Regions from separate parts of the Homo sapiens genome. Here region 1 is linked to region 2. A link is an interaction called in ENCODE POLR2A ChIA-PET data of the cell type or tissue named here. Cell type or tissue: B cell. All regions are shown on one strand. Links, peaks and the distances in the headings refer to the core of each region. The heading gives the core; the rest is flanking DNA.

What was found. ChIA-PET counts read pairs that join two places held together with the same protein. Peaks named below come from ENCODE experiments on the same cell type or tissue, not always from the same donor. Only the 100,000 strongest peaks of a DNase experiment are listed, where the experiment ranks them.
Region 1: POLR2A ChIA-PET joins it to region 2 with 15 read pairs; 7 of 35 experiments call an interaction of 5 or more read pairs at or near these places.

Annotation. Positions count from the first base shown.
Region 1 is chr12:56,499,703-56,502,616 of GRCh38, forward strand. No RefSeq gene overlaps it. Among named protein-coding and RNA genes, the nearest start is that of SNORA105C, 12 kb to the right of the region's middle. In B cell, for the core only: CTCF peaks have their summits at 1,673 and 1,874; a DNase peak (open chromatin) is centred at 1,646.
Region 2 is chr12:56,677,678-56,680,591 of GRCh38, forward strand. The region is part of intron 1 of PTGES3 (prostaglandin E synthase 3); the gene reads right to left. Among named protein-coding and RNA genes, the nearest start is that of PTGES3, 9.1 kb to the right of the region's middle. In B cell, for the core only: no CTCF peak of the experiment used is centred there; no DNase peak of the experiment used is centred there; H3K27ac peaks cover 939 bases.

The DNA of each region.
Region 1 (2,914 bases), core at 158-2,657, 180 kb before region 2:
GTCTGACTTATAGGAAAGGAACCAGGCTTCAAGGGAGCCTGTGACTCTACCCGAGTCTGATTTATAGGAAAGGGACCAGGCTTCAAGGGAGCCTGTGACTCTGAGTCCGATTAGAAGAAATAGGATTGAGGGCCTCATTACCGGGCCGAGAATTGGAAGCCTCTTTTCCAAGCTGTTCATATAGCGGAGCCTCTGTACCGGGCTGCATAGAAACGTAATTTATAGACTCGTTTACAGGCTGCCTGGTCTCATCTGCTATTTGCACGGCGGCAGTGTTGAAAGAGTGAGGAGAGACAGGAGGGTCTGGCCGCAATGGCTGTTGATATGTTTCAGCTGAGTTTTGCTGATTGGGGAGATAAGTACATTTAGGTCAGTTAAAAGATCATCATAAAGCGGCAATGGGGGTGCAGTGGCCTCTGGCGTAGGTGGCGGTGGCGCAGGCATGTCAGAGTGGAAGTCCTCCTTTGAAATTACGTTCTCAATTTGTGCAGTATCATCAGGGGAAAGAGAGCTGAGAGCTTCCTCGACCTCCTCAGAGGAGAGGAAAGAGGGATCAGTCTCCATATTGTCCTCCTGAGTCTATAAGGAGTCTAAGACAGAGCGAACCGAAGCCCAGATTGACCAAATGGTGGGTGGGATAAAATGTCCCCCTTTATGAGCAATTTTGAATTGTTTGCCAATCTCATCCCAATCTTTAAGTTCTGGAGTTCCCTGAGTCGGAAACCAAGGGCAAAGAAGATCTACAACCTCAAATAGTTCAATTAACTTTTCAGTAGAAACTTTAACACCTCCTTCTTTAAGAAGAGTTTTTATAAAATTTAAATAAGCCGAATACTTTGTACTGGCCTGTCCCATGGTGTCCCCGGAAAACTCTGAGTGCTCAAGCTTACCACCAAGTTTATTGACTGCAATCCTCAGGAATCTCTCGTTGAACTCCTCCGCTGATCCCGCACTCAGGGCGCAACTTCACACAGCGAGGGAGAGCCCCACGTCGGAGCGCCAGATGTAGGGACCAGCCCCACAGGGTCGGTAGGTCTCTCCCTGTGTGCGGCGATGAGAGAGTGTAGAAATAAAGACACAAGACAAAGAGACAAGAGAAAAGGCAGCTGGGCCCGGGGGACCACTACCACCAATGCGCAGACACCGGTAGTGGCCCCGAATGTCTGGCTGCGCTGTTATTTATTGGATACAAGGCAGAAGGGGCAGGGTAAAGAATGTGAGTCACCTCCAATGATAGGTAAGGTCACGTGGGTCACGTGTCCACTGGACAGGGGGCCCTTCCCTGCCTGGCAGCTGAGGCAGAGAGGGAGAGGAGACAGAGAGAGAGACAGCTTACATCATTATTTCTGCATATCAGGGACTATTAGTATTTTCACTAATTTACTACTGCTATCTGGAAGGCAGAGCCAGGTGTACAGGATGGAACATGAAGGCAGACTAGGAGTGCGACTACTGAAGCACAGCATCACAGGGAGACGGTTAGGCCTCCCGATAACTTCGGGCAAGCCTGACTGATGTCAGGCCCTCCACAAGAGGTGGAGGAGCAGAGTCTTCTCTAAACTCCCCTGGGGAAAGGGAGACCCCCCCCCCCGCCCCGCCCTTTCCCGGTCTGCTAAGTAGCGGGTGTTGTTCCTTGACACCTTTTGCTACCGCTGGACCACGATCCTCCTGATAACGGGCGTCTTCCCAGACGCTGGCGTCACCGCTAGACCAAGGAGCCCTCTGGTGGCCCTGTCCGGGCATAACAGAAGGCTCGCACTCTTGTCTTCTGGTCACACCTCACTATGTCCCCTCAGCTCCTATCTCTGTATGGCGTGGTTTTTCCTAGGCTATGATTATAGAGCGAGGATTATCATAATATTGGAATAAAAATTGCTACAAACTAATGATTAATGATATTCATATACAATCATATCTAAGATCTATATCTGGTATAACTATTCTTGTTTTATATTCTATTATACTGGAACAGCTCGTGTCCTCTGTCTCTTGCCTCGGTGCCTGGGTGGCTTGCTGTCCACAATTTGAGATGGTGTCTTGCTCTGTTGCCCAGGCTGGAGTGCAGTGGCACCATCTTGTCTTCTTGCAACCTCTACCTCCTGAGTTCAAGCAATTCTCCTGCCTCAGCCTCCTGAGTAGCTGGGACTATAGGCATGAGCCACCACACCCGGTTAACTTTTGTATTTTTAGTGGGGACAGAGTTTCACCATGTTGACCAGGCTGGTCTCGAACTCCTGACCTCAAGTGATCCACCCACCTCAGCTTCCCAAAGTACTGGAATCACAGGCTTGAGCCACCACACCCAGCCCCAGCTTGTATATGAATACTGTCCTCTTTCTGTTCCAACAGTATTCCAATTTGGGTAATATATGTTTTATGGTTACCTTAGTTATTACAGACAGTGCTGCAGTAAATAAGCTTGTATATCTTGTCATTTTGCAAGTTTGCAAATATAACTGTAGGATAAATTTCTAAAAGTATAATTGATGTGTCAAAGAGTATATATATTTGTAATTTTTAAAGATGTTGACAAATTGCCGTCCATACTGGTCATGCCATTTTTCAGTTTTACCAGCAATGTAGTAGAGTGCCTGTTTTTCCTCCCTCACTTCAGTTGGTTATCACTTTTTTTTTTTTTGAGATGGAGTCTCTCTCTGTTGCCCAGGCTGGAGTGCAGTGACACGATCTTAGCTCACTGCAACCTCTATTTCCCGGGTTCAAGTTATTCTCCTGCCTCAGCCTCCCAAGTAGCTGAGATTACAGGTATGTATCACCACACCCGGCTAACTTTTTTTTTGTATTTTTAGTAGAGATGGGGTTTCGCCATGTTGACCAGGCTGGTCTCGAACTCCTGACCTCAGGTGCTCCGCCTGCCTCGGCCTCCCAAAGTGCTGGGATTACAGGCGTGAGCCAC
Region 2 (2,914 bases), core at 282-2,781:
TGGGGTGGGTACCTGTGTTTTTTTGAGTTATAGCAACCACCAGAAATTCAGTTTTTAGAAGATGAAACTTAATGGAGGGGTTTGCAGTACAATCTCATATTGAAACTGAACAACCTGAAACTAATAGTTTGCTTAGTGTCTTGGCTTATGTTGAGTATCACTGAATTACTCTGAAATTTAAAATATCCCAAGGTAGTTGTGAGTTCCTCCATGGGGCCCTGATACATCTTGGCACATGATTTGGTAGCCACAGGCCACAGGACTAGCAGGTTTATTCAGAAAGTTTTATAGTACTACAGCTGATTACAGAAGATCTCAAATATCTTACGGTTTCCCTGAGCAATGAGTATGTGGGAGACAGCTTGGTGTCAGACATTTATAGGCAAGGTGTTTGATACCTAAGAAGGAAAAACCATTTATGAACTCCAGGAACTACTTTTTTCCTTTCCATAGCAGAACTTTGATGTCTCATTCCTCACATATTACAAATAGGTATTTTTAATTTATTTATTATTTTTGAGATGGAGTCTGGCTCTGTCGCCCAGGTTGGAGTGCAGTGGCGTGATCTCGGCTCACAGCAGCTTCTGCCTCCTGGGTTCAAGCAGTTCTCCTTCCTCAGTCCCTTGAGTAGCTGGGATTACAGGCGCCCGCCACCAAGCCTGGCTAATTTTTGTTTTTTAGTAGAGGCAGGTTTTCACCATGTTGGCCAGGCTGGTCTCGAACTCCTGACCTCAGGTGAGCCACCCGCCTCAGCCTCCCAAAGTGCTGGAATTACAGGAGTGAGCCACCATACCCAGCCTGTTTTGTCTTTTATAATAAAATGTGCATTGCACATAGTAAAACTATCAAATGGATTAAAATAACTGGGACACTTTTCCTAGCAAACTGTTTCCATCTAGCTTCTTTGGTGCATCAATTTTTTATAGTGAAGGGTGCTTGCAGTGTTTTATAAATTAGAGTTATAACTCACCAGATACTAACATATTAAAATTATGGTATTTAGGAACAAATACGGTCTCTGTCCTTTCAAGGCTAACAAAGAGACCTTTTAGATAGGACTATAGAGGATTTTAGGTTATGCAAAATGTAATTGCTTGGATTGGTATATATAGCCCTTCTATTGAGCTTAGAAATGCTTGTCACATCAGCATGGAATAGGCTGGGCACTGTGCCTCATGCCTGGAATCCTAGCACTTTAGGAGGCCAAGGTGAGAGTATCATTTTGGGCCAGGAGTTCAAGACCAGCCTGGGCAACACTGCGAGACCACATCTCTGCCAAAAAGAAAAAAATCGCTGGCCATGGTGACACATGCTTGTAGTCCTAGCTAACTGGGGGGCACTGAGGTGGGAGAATTGCTTGAGACAAGGAGTTTGAGGTTATAGTGAGCATGGTTGTACCACTGCACTCCAGCCTGGGCCACATAGCAAGACCCTGACTTAGAGAAGCATGGAGACCAGGAGTGATGGCTCACATCTAATATCAGCACTTTGGGAGCCCAAGGCTGGCAGATTACTGGAGGCCAGGAGTTCAAACCAACCATGCCAACATGGCAAAACCCTGTCTCTACTGAAGATACAAAAATTAGTTGGGCATGGTAGCATACCTGTAATCCCAGCTACTTGGGAGGCTGAGACATGAGAATCGGTTGAACCCAGGAGGCGGAGGCTACAGTGAGCTGAGATGTGCCCCTGCTGCACCCCAGCCTGGGCAACAGAGTGAGACTCTGCCTCAAAAAAAAAAAAAAAAAAAAAAAGCATGGAATGTCCGCCTGTGGGGTTTATTGTTGTTTTGCTTTAAGTAGATTATTTACATAATGTATGCAGAGGTGGAAAGTTTTGAATCTATAGGGATATTACTATTAAAATGAATTAACAGTCTTACACAATGGTTATGAGTTTAGCCAGTGTTAGCAGAAAGGCTAGAGATAAATCCAGTATAATTAGTTTAGAAGCTAAAGTTAAAGCTAAACTCAGCCCCCTCTCCATATGTTTTGGGTTTGTTTTTTTAGACGGAGTCTCACTCTGTCACCCCGGAGTGACAGGCTGGAGAACGGTGGCATGATCTTGGCTCACCGCAACCTCCACCTCCCAGGTTGAAGCAATTCTTCTGCCTTAGCCTCCCGAGTAGCTGGGATTACAGGTGCCTGCCACCATGCCCGGCTAATTTTTGTATTTTTAGTAGAGACGAGGTGTCATCATGTTGGCAAGGCTGATCTTTAACTCCTGACCTCAAGTGATCCACCTGCCTTGGCTTCCCAAAGTGCTAGGATTACAGGCATGAGCCACCGCACCCAGCCCTCTCCATATGTTAATAGGAGAAAAAGAGATGGTGTAATCCTCATGGAAGGCAAAAGGAGATTTCATAAACGCTGGTTTTCCATTTTTGTTTTATTGGTTTTGGTTTTTTTTTTTTTTTGAGAAAGTCTTGCTGTCGCCCAGGCTGGAGTGCAATGGCGCGATCACAGCTCACTGCAATCTTCACTTCCGGGGTTCAGGTGATCCTCCTGCCTCAGCCTCACAATGAGTAGATGGAACTACAGGCATGCGTCACCACACCTAGCTAATGTTTTCACATTTTTAGTAGAGATGAGGTTTTGCAATATTGGCCAGGCTGGTCTCGAACTCGGCCTCAAGTGATCTGCCCACCTCAGTCCCCCAAAGTGGTGGGATTATAGGTGTGAGTCACTGCACCCAACCCAATTTTCTTTCTTTTTTTTTTTTTGGGGGGACAGAGTTTCACTCTTGCTGCCCTGATTGGACTGCAACGGCGTCATCTTGCCTCTCTGCAACCCCTGCTTCCCAGGTTCAAGCGACTATCCTGCCTCAGCCTCCCAAGTAGCTGGGGTTACAGGCATGTGCCGTCAGGCCTAGCAATTTTTTTTAAGTAGAGATGGGGTTTCACCACGCTGGTCAG